Linked DNA regions of Homo sapiens: regions 2 and 3 are each linked to region 1. A link is a contact called in ENCODE Hi-C or POLR2A ChIA-PET data. All regions are on one chromosome and are shown on one strand. The core of a region is the stretch at or near the end of the contact, and the rest is flanking DNA. Distances in the headings are between cores, read along the strand shown.

Region 1 (3,740 bases), core at 982-3,481:
CAGCATCTATTTCTTAAAAGCTATCAGTTCAAGTTCAAGACAACTCTTATATGGAGCAGATTCTGGTCTGCCAAAATTTTTCAGGATTAAAAAGCAAGATCTTGGCCGGGTGCAGTGGCTCACGCCTGTAATCCCAGCACTTTGGGAGGCTGACGGGGCGAATAACTTGAGCCCAGGACGAGCCTGGGCAACATGGAGAAACCCAGACTCTACCAAAATACAAAAAAATTAGCCAGGCGTGGTGGCACGTGCCTGTGGTCCAGCTACTCAGGAGGCTGAGGTGGGAGGATCGCTTGAGCCCAGGAAGTAGAGAGTGCAGTGAGCCGAGGTCGTGCCACTGTACTCCAGCCTGGGCGACAGAGTGAGACCCTGTACCATGCTCAAACACGAGTTGGTCTTGAACTGATCATATCGGGGGGAGATTTCTTCCATGAGTTAAGCCACCTAAGAACTCCACTATTCTGCAAAGTTAACATTTCCTTAAACCCAGCTCTCCATATATATTACTGAACTTCTGCCTGGGTCATTTAAAAAGCCTTTCAAGGCAGCCCGCCCAGCCCCCAGAGCGGCCTGGCTGAATTTCTCTGTAAAGCTCCCTCCTAGATTTTATCCCTTGGTGTTGGCAAGAAGGTCTCCTTACTCCACAGGCCTTGCTATTGTGCAACTGATTTAAGGATGGTCCAGGCCTAACTGCATCGGATTGGTTGTAGTACAGCTCCTGAGCCCTGCCCACAGGAACAAGGCTAGCAATCCTCTAGACCGCAGGAGCTGCGAAGTCCCCACCCTCTAGCAAGAGGCCACCCCAGCACCAAAAGAAGACAAAGTTCTGAAGTTAAAAAGGAGGCCCCGTTCCCTTCAATAAGGCTCCTCAAAATCGCTTTCCAGGCTCCTCCCTCTGGAGGACAGCCCAGTTAGGGCACAGACAACCTTTGAGCTCTCTTCCCGTGACCAAGCTTCACCTCTACCCCAGTATTACTTATTTGTAAACAGTTCCTGGTCATGCTTTGAAAAGCAATGCCAGGGAACCACCCTCTCTCTGGATTGCCTCTCTCTAGCCCCTTCCACAGGATCAAGCAACCACCCCACCCAACTGGGGTGTCCTTGACAAAGGTCCTTCAATCCATTTCCAAAGGCGTCGCTGCCGAAAGACACCCTACCTTAAGGCTGTCAGCACCCTACCACCCCCACCTACTTTCCCTTGGCTATTACTTGAGCTTTATTTTATCACGCTCTCCTCCCGGCCTGGGGACTCCCCTCACCCGTGGGGCCTCGTCCAGCAAAGTAAACAATGCTGTCAAAGCGGGATAACGCTGGGCGAGGCTTCCAGACTCCGCATTCCAGCCTCCTCCCGGTGTTCTAAAAGCAGCAAAAACAAGCCATCGCAGGATGCCAGGGCCGAATTCCTCTCCCAAAGTTCTTTTTTAAAAAGCCCCGGAGCCAGCTCCAAAATCAAGCATTAATTTGCACAATCTACGACAGGCAATGCAGACTGTAATGCAAGGCCAAGTGGAGCCAAATCCGCCCGGGAAGGAGGCAGAGAGGAGAGAGAGAACTGGGTCGAATGCGTAAGCCTGCCACGAAGCGGAAACAAGAGCTCTTTTTCGCGACAGGACAGCCACATTCCCGAGTGGGGCGCGCGCCGACTCGAGCTGCGGGCAAGAGCGAACACGAAGTAAAGGGTCCCGAACGCTCGGGCGGGCCCAAGGGCAGCGTCCCCGGGGCTTCGGTGGAGCTGGGGGCGGGGGCGAAGCGGCCGGGCACCGAGGCGCCGAGGAGTTAGAGGACCGCGGCGGGACACCGGGCGCGGCGGACGGCTGGCCGGCGCTCACCTCCCGGTGTGGTGGAGAAGAGCGTCCCCCCGGGCGTGGTGCAATAGTCATGAGGTAGCTGCGCGGCGTCGCTGATGGCCACGGTGCGGGTGGGGATGGCGCGGCTCTGGCTGGGCTGGTGGCCGCTGCCGGCTGACGAGGACATGGCTGTGGGCGCGGGCTCTCGGCTTTGTCCGGCGGGCAGGCGGCGGCGGCGGGGCCGGGGCTGCTTCGGCTCCTCAGGCGGACGGAAAAGCGCGCTCTGCGCGCTCCTCGCTCGCTTCCTCCCGTTCCCTCGTCCCGCTCCGCTCCCGCCGCCGCCCTCTCAGCCGCCGCCGCCGCCGCCGCTCGATCCTCCGGCCTCAGCCAGCAGCCTCAGGAGCAACAGCAGCGGCAGCAGCGGCGACGACGACGACCGGAAGCGGGCGAAGGCGGGAGCCAGAGGGAGTTGGGGAAGCTGGTCGGCCGGAGGTGACGTCGCCGCGGGGCGGGGCGAGGCAGTGAGGGGCGTGGCTGAAGTTGTTGAAGGGGGCGGGGACGAGGGGCAGGGCTGAGGAAGAGAGTGGCTTAACCCCAGCGAGCGGGAGAAGAGCCAGAGGGAGCGCGAGCTAAGTGTTTGTGAGCCTGGTGAAGGCGGACAAGGAAAACTTTCTTCTTATTGTTTGTCATTGTCGGTTAACACCACTTTACTTGAGCAGACTTGAGTTTCTCATGCATTCCTATGCATTAAAAATGTAATTTTACTTTTAATTGTTCATTATTAATTCAGGCACTACATGCACGATGTACTGTATTTTAAAAATCAAACAGAGCAGAAAGGTTTATGGTGCCACTTTCTCCCAGTTTCCGAACTCCCCTCAACCGCTGTACCAGTTAATTGTGTATCCTTCCAAAGACCATCACTATATACACACATAAAGCAAGATCTAAACATTAGGAAAAGGAAGAAACCAAGAGCCACTCATGGCAACAAGAATGAGTATTATTGTATTAGAGTTAAAATGAGGCACAGGAGAGGGCTTAGACCATGAGGTACCTGAAAAATCTAGATCTGGAACTCTATTCTTTCCTCGAGGGGTTCTCAAACTTTGGGTCTCAGTACCTCTACATTCTTGAAAATTATTGAGGATTTCCAAGAGCTTTTGTTTGTGTGGATTATATGTATTGATAATTATTGTATTAGAAATTAAAACTGAGCCGCTGCTGATCACTAGTGGGATTGTACCTGTGAATAGCCACTGCATTCCGGCCTGGGCAACAGAGTGAGGCCCTGTCTCTAAAAAACAACAACAACAACAACAACAAAAAACAAATTAAAACTGAGAATGTTTTAAATGTTTATTAATTCATAAAATAATAACCTATTACATGTTGACATTATATTTTTTAATTATCTAAAACAAATAGTGAGAACAGTGGCATTATTTTATATTTTTGCAAACGCTTTAATATCTGGCTTAATAGAAAACAGCTGTATTCTCATATCTGTTTCTGTGTTCAAGCTGTTGTAATGTGTTGATTCAACTATATGAAGAAAACCCAGCCTCACACAGGTATGTAGTTAGAAAAGAAGGTTGTCTCAGATCCCCGAGGGGCTCTCCAGATCACACTTTGAGAACCGCTGCACTAGGGCAGCACTACTTCTGCCCACAACATGCCCAAGGTGGGACTGGGAAGACACTCATGGGTAAGGCCAACATAGCTACCATCATTCCCATTTTGCAAATGAGAGAAATAAGGGTAAGAGAGGTTGAGGGGAAAACAGCTATTGCTTCACTGCTCAGAGGGTCAAACAGGTGCTTGGCAAGAACATAGACAAAAGAACTTACAACAGCCCAGGGCAGGCCAGGGCATTACATGGTACTGATTTTGTGGTGAGTGCCCCAAGAATCCAGAAAAAAAAGTCCCCTGCCTGTCCTGCCATCTGGAAGC
Region 2 (3,756 bases), core at 77-2,576, 80 kb after region 1:
GTGGAATGCCAGTTTTAAGTGCAATTATGAGAGCATTAAAATCATGTGTAGAATCATGAAATTCATATTTTGTGGCTTATTTTCTCGGGAGGTGCCTGGAGTAGGCCAGAAGGACAAACTCAAACCAGACTCAGAAAGGTTGGAAGGCAGAAGGGAGGAAGGACAGACTCAGAGGGCCCGGGGGCCCCGTCCACAGTGCAGGGCACCCACGCAACCACCCTCAGGCCTGACAGCTGCTAGGTTTCTGCCCTTACCAGATGCTGGACTGACTGCCTTCCACCCTGGCCTGGGGTGATCTGAGGAAGCTGAGCCAGGTCTTCCCTGCCTAAGAGTCCACCACCCTCAGCCTTGGCAGGCAGGCAACTCCAAGGCTCTTTAAACCTGTTCGTCAGGACCTGCTCAGTGCCTAGCTCAGGGGTGGGTAAGAGGCTCACTCCTGCTAAGCCCCAGTGGCCCTGGGTGAGGGTGAGGGAGAGCTGTTGCCTGCGTGCTCCACCCTGAGACACATGGAACACAAGCCTGATTCTGACCCTCCCTGCCGAGGTGGAGGGTGCAGTATCATTGCAGAACAGGGATGGGAGGGGGAGGCCAGGCGGGAGAGCAGGCCGCTATCCTGGGAAGGCAGTAGGAGATCGGATCATGTGTGAGCTCAGACTCCATGACCCAGCTCCACTGACAAAACTCAGATTCAAGGATAAAATTATTAAGACTTTCAAGATGGCCATACAAGGCATTCCACCCCAAGTGCGGGGCCCTTCTGATCATGAGACCTCATGTGAATACACTGGCCCCATGCCCACAAAGCCAGCCCTGGGAGAAGAACTGGGGGACATTCTTCAGGTTACTCAGCATTTCTGGGCCTCAGTTTCCCTCGGGTCAGACAGGGTGGGGAGAGACTCACTGTAAGGCCACACCTGGATGGGGACTGGACAGCCCCTGGGGCCTCACCTCTACCTCTCCCTGTCATGCTGCTTCACCTGTGTTCACAGACTTAATCCTCTCACAGCCCTAGAGACAGGCATTATGATGTTAGCTCCTTGCTACAGGTGAGACGATGTCCTTTCTGCGGGGATTAAATAACGTCCTAAGGAAGAACAGTGAAAGTAGGGGCACGGCTGGTGTGTACCCAAGCATGGGGACTCCAGTTCCTCCTCCCATCAGCCCTGGGCTGTGCTCCTCCACCACCTGCTGCCCTTGCTTCCTGCCCCCCAGCTCTCCTCCCTGCACAGGGCCCTGTGGGCGCCCGGCTTCTCTCACTAGATTCAGCTTCAGCCCACACTATATCTGGCCCCATCTCTTGGTACTGCCTCAGCCGGGTTCCCAGCAGAGGGACTCCCCCGGCCCAGCTGCCTTCCCACACAGGTCCCTGCACAGGTCGCTGGCCAGCTTTCAGAGCAGCTGCTCTCGGAGCAGGAACCCACCCACATTGGGTCAGCTGTGGTTGGCCAGGGGAGAAGGGGCACATGACACTGAAAGAATGTGGCTGCCCCTGGTGGCTCCTTGAGCAGGGAGGGCCATGGAGAGTGGTGTCCCCTAAATGGAGTGTGGGGAGCCCCGAGGGGGAGAGGCCGCCCATCCTGACCTGCCCCGTCAGGGCCCGGAGTTGAGGCTTTGTCTGAGGGAGGAGCCAGCACCTCCTGACCCCTCGCTGAGGCCCAGGCTTCTGCTGGGAGAGCCTTCCATTCCAAAGTCAGCAGCAGGCAGCCTCAGCTGGAGTGACAGGTGGCAGGCCCCGGGCAGCGGTAGGAGGGTGACCCCTCCTCTAGCACAAATAAACATGGAATCAGCCCTGTGCGGGGCTCCCTCTGTGGCCTAGGGCTTCCTCTGTGCCTTCCTGGCCCAGGCAGGGTGAGAGCCACAGCGGGCAGTCACTGTGGTCTCGGGGTGGCCCCCTCCTCATCCTGTTCTCTCTCCTTCCCTGCACGTGGCAGAGCTCCACCTGGAGGGGAACTTCCTACACCGCCTCCCCAGCGAGGTCAGTGCCCTGCAGCACCTCAAGGCCATTGACCTGTCCCGGAACCAGTTCCAGGACTTCCCTGAGCAGCTTACCGCCCTGCCGGCGCTGGAGACCATCAACCTGGAGGAGAACGAGATCGTAGGTGAGTGGGCCTGGCCCACCTGGCCCTGGGCTGCTGCACGAGGCGCTCATGGGCCACAGGACTCTGGAGTCGACCTTCACAGGTGGGAGGAGAAGCTTGGGCTTTCTGTCTGAGATGCCTGAGCAAAGGACATGGGGCCTGGGAAGGTAGACATTTTGAGGCCCTGTTGCCTACCGGGTGCTGGGTGGGACACTTGCTTTCCCTGGCAGGTAGACGGCCTTGGCTTTCACCACAGTGCAGCTCTGAACTAGCCAGGCCACTGTAGGCCACAAGCTCTCCCTCTCCAGTTCTCACCTACCAGCCTAGGCGGTCTCAGACCCTTCGGCTCTGGCCCTCTGTGTACTTTTTCCTCCCTGAGTCCCCTGGCTTCACAGAGACCTCTTCACAGGAGTGAGCAGGGCCCACTAGACAGCCATGTTCAGCACAGCCTCTCTATGCCTTCCAGAACAAACACGCTGCTCCCTGTCAGCCCAGCCTGCCAGGGCCCTCACCACCAGGGAACCAGGGGTCTGATAGGTGCCTTCTGCAAACAGCAAACCCCAGGAGGTTGGGTTCTGCTGAGGTCAGGAAGCGGTCTCTCCTTCCTCTTGCAGCGATTATGTGTCTCCTGTCTCATCAGGACCTCAGAGAGCCGAGCCTCAACTCCAGCTAGTGGTCTAACCTGCCCAGACAACCTGGGCACTGGGTGGGGTCTCTGTGTGCCCTCCCCTCCGCAGCACCCTCCTTCAGTGGCTCAGCCCCAGTTCATCCTCTCTCACATGGCCTCTGATGTGGAAATGCTGTTCTAATGCCAATGATGTTCATAATAACCCCCTTCAGTCATGCTTTCATTTTCTTAAGCCCTTTTATAGCCATTATGCCATTTGATTAAAAGCAACATGAGGCAGGCCATTCCCCATCAGATGAGTCCTAGCAGTTTGGGCCCATCTGATGGGGAATGGCCTGCCTCCTGTGGTGCGAGTGCCCATCTGTCAGCGGTGCCACAGGCAGGACTCTGACCCTGGCTGGGTGGGAGGTGGGACCAGCTGACCTTTGAGGTTCTGAGTCTTTCCTTGGACAGATGAATCAAACGAGGCCCAAACACATCATGAGAGTGCATCGGGTTGCACAGTGAGACTGCCGCGGTGCCAGGATAGGAATATGTGATTCCACAACAGCCCTGTGCCCAGGATAGACGTCTCTTGCCTGGCCTCTGGGAAGCCCCTGGGGGTGGGCTGTGGTTCAGTCTTATGCTCCCAAGACCAGAGTCCTCAAACAGCTTGCACCTGGATTGGCTCCTGGGTCACTGGGGCCTCTGAGTATTCTCTAAGCAGAAGGAGCCTGCCCAGAGCAGAAGGAGCCTGCCCAGAAGTGCCTTGGCCTGCGCGGCTCTCCCTCCCGTGCTGTCCTGCTAATCCCAGGGGCTTGCTTTTGAGCCCTTTGCCCCCTGCATTCCTGGCCAGGCCCTTCTTGCCTGGGTCCTTCGTCTCCCGTCTCTGTTCATTGTGGCCCCTCAAGATGCCTCCACTTCCTTCTGCTGCTCATCCAAATGGGGCAGTAACTGAGCAAGAACAGAGCTGGGTGTGCAGCGGGTAGACAGGTGGGTCTCACCAGCGCCAGCTTTGGCTTCCCCATATCCTAACTGTGGCCTTGGAAGGCTCACAGCAGCTCTGTGAAT
Region 3 (4,164 bases), core at 340-2,839, 110 kb before region 1:
ACCTTCAGGACCAGGACTAGAACCAGGGGCCTCGCCCAGGCGCCATCTGTGAATGGCCAGCAGTCCCTGGCTCTCAACCAAGGCAGCCAGCAGGGCAGAGCCAGGCTGGGCTGGGCCACAGCAGCCACCCTCCTTAACAACCACGATCATCACATCACTCTCCTCATTCTGCTTTGTCTGGTAAGCCATTCGGGATAGGTTCCCATCTGCTCTTGGCCTTCCTCAAGAACCAGGAGGCCCCAGCTCTGTTCTGGGCCCTCGCACAAGTCCTCCACCCCTGGAAGAACAGGTGCCCAGCCTGAGTCAGCCCAGTTCTCTCCAACCCTCTGCCCCCACCAGCTTTGGGCCACTAGCACCTGACTGACCTATCTCCTTCCCTTTTGAATCTGATCCAAGAGGGCAGGGCAGAGTCTCTCCATCACTTTACCTCCCCACCCTGTCTGGTTACTGATGATGGGCCAAGGCTGGTTCTCAACAAGTAGGCACCAAAGACTGGGGGCCATCTACTTCAACAGCAATGGTACTTATTCCTGAGTAGTGAGCTGCAGGGTGATATTTATTTTCTTCTGTTTTGCTCATCCATCGCTTCTAAACATCTTACAATGAACATGATTACCCTAGGAACATTTTCTTTTTAAGTTTAGTTATTTGTATAAGTTTCCAAGTTGGGCAAAGGTCACAACTCTTCACCCAGAGAACCCTCACCCCACCCACCTCAAAGCACCCCATGCTCCTCCGGCCCCGTGTCCTTAACCCTGGCCCTCTGCCCAGGCGCACTCTGCCCACTGCAGCGCGTGTTCCCCTGACAATAATTCCACTTGTACAGTCTGGTAGGATTTTTGTGTCTTTGCTACAGCCCTCAAGAGAGCCGAGAATTAGGATCCCCAGTTTACAGAAGAGGTGACGGCTGAGCAAAGTCAAAGACATGAACCTCCCAGGTGACAGGCTTCATGGAGGCAGAGGCTCCTGGCCCCGACTCCTTCATCTCTTGGGGGTCCCACAGACCCATCCTTCATGACCTCTGCCCCTCAGCCTCTTTCTCTTTAAAACTAGGAAGAGTCCAATCTAAATGTTAAAATAAAGCTGTCTGGGGGCTGGGATCACAGGAACCCTTCACCTGCTAAATTATGTGTTTCTCAAGTGTTTTTATATTTTTCTAAACTAGAAAAAAAATAGTTTAAAAGTTAAAAACAGAAATTAGAGGACGTGTGGAAATGCAGTCCTTTGCTCTGCAGGCGGGGCTGCCACTGCGGGGGGCAGCCCTGACTTCCAGCCTTCAGCCTGCAATCCCTGGGGAGCCTTTGAAGCAAGCGCCAAGTCCTGGCAGGAAGGAGGCCTCATGGCTGCCACACACTGAGATGACAAGTCAAGGTGGGCATGCAGCAGGAAGTGGGCAAAGGTGGACAGAATGACCGGACGGCCCGCAGAGGCACTGTGGCACATGGAGGCCAGCACCCAGGGCCAGCAGAGTGTGGGAATGCAAATCAGGTCGGCCCACTGAGTGGAGAGAAGCTGTGGAGGGATGGGGAAGTCCCTGCCCGCCCTCAGAGAGCAGGGGGAAGCCTCCCTCTCAGCTCACCTGGCAGGCGGGTTCTCGGGATGACAAAGCCTGCCCCGCAGCCAGCAGCGGTCCCTGGGTCACCGGGTGTGGGCCAGCCATCACGGGCCTGCAGGTTCCTGGAATTCAGGACCTTTTCCAGCACCCCTAGTTGCCTGCCTCCAAGTGGGTCTGCTCTGCCGCTCTGTCTATGGGATCTCAGATTGGGGAGCAGGGAAAGGCTGTAATGAGCATTTTGAGGACAACTGGGAAAATTTGAGGATGGAGTATATGCTGGATAAATAAGTTAACATCCTCAGATTGTGGCTAAAAGGAGAATGCCCTTGTTCTTAGGAAATACAGGCTGAAGCGTTTGGGGGTAATGCCTCTTGATGTCTGACGTTCATGATTTAGAGAGAGAAGTAAATGGAACAAATCTTACCTGGTGTTGGCAGACAGGAGTTTACTTACTGCACTCTTCCTTTTTTTTGATCTTTTGAGATGGATTCTCACTGTGTCGCCCAGGCTGGAGGGCAGTGGTGCAATCTCGGCTCACTGCAACCTCCGCCTCCCGGATTCAAGCAATTCCTGCCTCAGCCTCCCAAGTAGCTGGGACTACAGGCATGTGCCACCACTCCTGGCTAATTTTTTAATTATTTATTTATTTATTTTTTTTGCAGAGATGGGGTTTCACCATGTTGGCCAGGCTGGTCTCGAACTCCTAACCTCAAATGATGCACCCACCTCGGCCTCCCAAAGTGGTGAGATTACAGGCATAAGCCACCGCACCCGGCGAACTCTTTCAATTTGTCTGTAGGTTTAAAATTTTTCCAAATAAAAAAATGGGGGTTAAAAAATTTCAAAAGTAAAACTGAAAAAAGTGTTAAGCTGTCTTATGAGAAGTGCTCCATGGATTCCTCCTGGTTCTGCCCTTGAGGACCCAGAGGATTCATCCTCACTGGAGGGAGACGGCTTGTGGCCCACAGGCAAAAAGGGGTCGGTCTCAGGAGCAATCTGTATGATCATCATAGTTTTGTATTTTCCACTCTAATTAGCCACCCGTAGTTTGAAATCAATGAATTTCAAATAAAAATCTAGATCTCCGGCTTCTCTTGATGAATTAAAAAATGTGCAACAACAAGGTGCCACTGGAGGAGGTGAGCAGGGGGTGGGCTTGGGCAGGGATCCCTGCAGTCCACCAGGCTGGACTTCCACACTGTACTTGGGCCCTGCCCTGGCCTCTTGTGGGCTACAAGGAGACAGTGCTCCCAGTCTAACCCTGTCCTGGGGTGGGCCTTCCACTGCTTACCGTGTTCACTTGTGTCCCAGAACCTGCAGAGCTTCCTTACTTTTCCCAAGCCTTTCAGTCCCCGCTTCTTGGCCACTGTCCTATGAATGAGCTTGGCCCTTGCCCTCGGGCCTCAGCAGCCCAGACACAGACCACACTTTCTTGGCATGCTCTGACCACACTAAGAAGAGGTCGCTGCCTCCCTAATTCTAACCACTGCCACTGAGCTGTCTGCTAACACCTCTAAAGCCTTTCTCCCTCGGGCTCAGCCCCTGCTTCCCCCTTCCTGGCCTACAGCATGTGGCTTTCTGGTCCCAAGGCAGGACTGATGTCCCCATTGGGAAATCTCTCTGTGAGAGACTCAAGCCCTGAAGCTCTGGTCCAGCTTTTCAGCCTGGAAATGGCCCAGATTTAATCAAAAATCTCACAATGCCTTCATCCCCCAGAAGCAGGGACAGCCAGCTGAGCACACAGCTGCCCAGAGCCAAGACTGCATTCCCCACCTCCCTTGCAGCGACCTGGGGCCATGTGACTAACAGGCTAACAGTACTGCTATGGTTTGAATGGCCCCTCCAAAACTCATGTTGGAATTTAATTGCCATTATAATAGTATTAAGAGGCCTTTAAGAGGTGTGATTAGGCCATGAGGGCTCTGTCCTCACGGTGGATTCAATGCCTTTTTTTTTTCTCTTTTGAGACGGAGTCTCGCTCTGTCTCCAGGCTGGAGTGCAATGGCGCGATCTCAGCTCACTGCAACCTCCGCCTCCCAGGTTCAAGTGATTCTTCTGCCTCAGCCTCCCGAGTAGCTGGGACTACAGGCACCCGCCACCACACCCGGCTAATTTTTGTATTTTTAGTAGAGATGGGGTTTCACCATGTTGGCCAGGCTGGTCTCGAACTCCTGACCTCATGATCCACCTGCCTCGGCCTCCCAAAGTGCTGGGATTACAGGCGTGAGCCACCACGCCCCGCCCTCAATGCCTTTTAAAATTGGGATTTGGGGAGTGAGTTTTATCTGTTTCACATGCTCACCTGCCCTTCTGCCTTCTGCCATAAGAGGACACAGCAAGAAGGCCTGCACCAGATGCCAAGCAGATGTCAGTGCTGTGCTCTTAGACCTCCCAGCCTCCAGAATTGTAAGTCAAATAAATTTCTGTTCATTATAAATTACCCAGTCCATGATATTCTGTGATAGCAGCAGAAAATGGACTAAGACAGGGACATAAGCGTCAGTATAAGATGCCAAGTTCTGGAATCCTTCCTTACAAGACCCCTTTCCTCCCTGTCTCGATCCTGCTGCCTGGACACAGATATGATGACTTAAGTTTCACAGCCATCT

The links. Hi-C counts contacts between places; a loop is a spot of excess contacts on that map. ChIA-PET counts read pairs that join two places held with the same protein, here RNA polymerase II (POLR2A). Pooled maps may share reads with other maps.
Region 2: a pooled map shows a loop between it and region 1 (2.2-fold over the local background). The contact joins the enhancer-like site here to the promoter of EIF4EBP2 in region 1. A Hi-C loop is called at or near these places in 3 of 50 pooled maps. POLR2A ChIA-PET finds 5 or more read pairs at or near these places in 6 of 52 experiments (A673, H1, HepG2 and 3 more).
Region 3: a pooled map shows a loop between it and region 1 (2.7-fold over the local background). The contact joins the enhancer-like site here to the promoter of EIF4EBP2 in region 1. A Hi-C loop is called at or near these places in 1 of 168 maps with a recorded cell type or tissue (heart right ventricle) and 3 of 50 pooled maps. POLR2A ChIA-PET finds 5 or more read pairs at or near these places in 4 of 52 experiments (HEK293, Panc1, WTC11 and 1 more).

The regions. Positions count from the first base shown.
Region 1 is chr10:70,402,636-70,406,375 of GRCh38, reverse strand. It overlaps EIF4EBP2 (eukaryotic translation initiation factor 4E binding protein 2), which reads right to left and starts at 2,231. Exons shown (of 3, transcript NM_004096.5): 1 at 1,830-2,231. The coding sequence starts at 1,974. RefSeq lists silencers at 1,930-2,139, 2,170-2,359.
Region 2 is chr10:70,322,206-70,325,961 of GRCh38, reverse strand. It overlaps LRRC20 (leucine rich repeat containing 20), which reads left to right. Exons shown (of 5, transcript NM_001278212.2): 4 at 1,932-2,099. Among named protein-coding and RNA genes, the nearest start is that of NPFFR1, 40 kb to the right of the region's middle. RefSeq lists a silencer at 1,434-1,533. Within about 2 kb of position 1,326, at least 9 of the 41 ENCODE cell types and tissues checked have a DNase peak (open chromatin) inside an H3K27ac peak, as active enhancers do; they include OCI-LY7, where a contact is called at or near this core.
Region 3 is chr10:70,511,381-70,515,544 of GRCh38, reverse strand. All of the region lies in intron 1 of PALD1 (phosphatase domain containing paladin 1), which reads right to left. Among named protein-coding and RNA genes, the nearest start is that of PALD1, 35 kb to the right of the region's middle. RefSeq lists enhancers at 1,034-1,568, 1,651-1,700, 1,569-2,104. Within about 2 kb of position 1,589, at least 4 of the 41 ENCODE cell types and tissues checked have a DNase peak (open chromatin) inside an H3K27ac peak, as active enhancers do.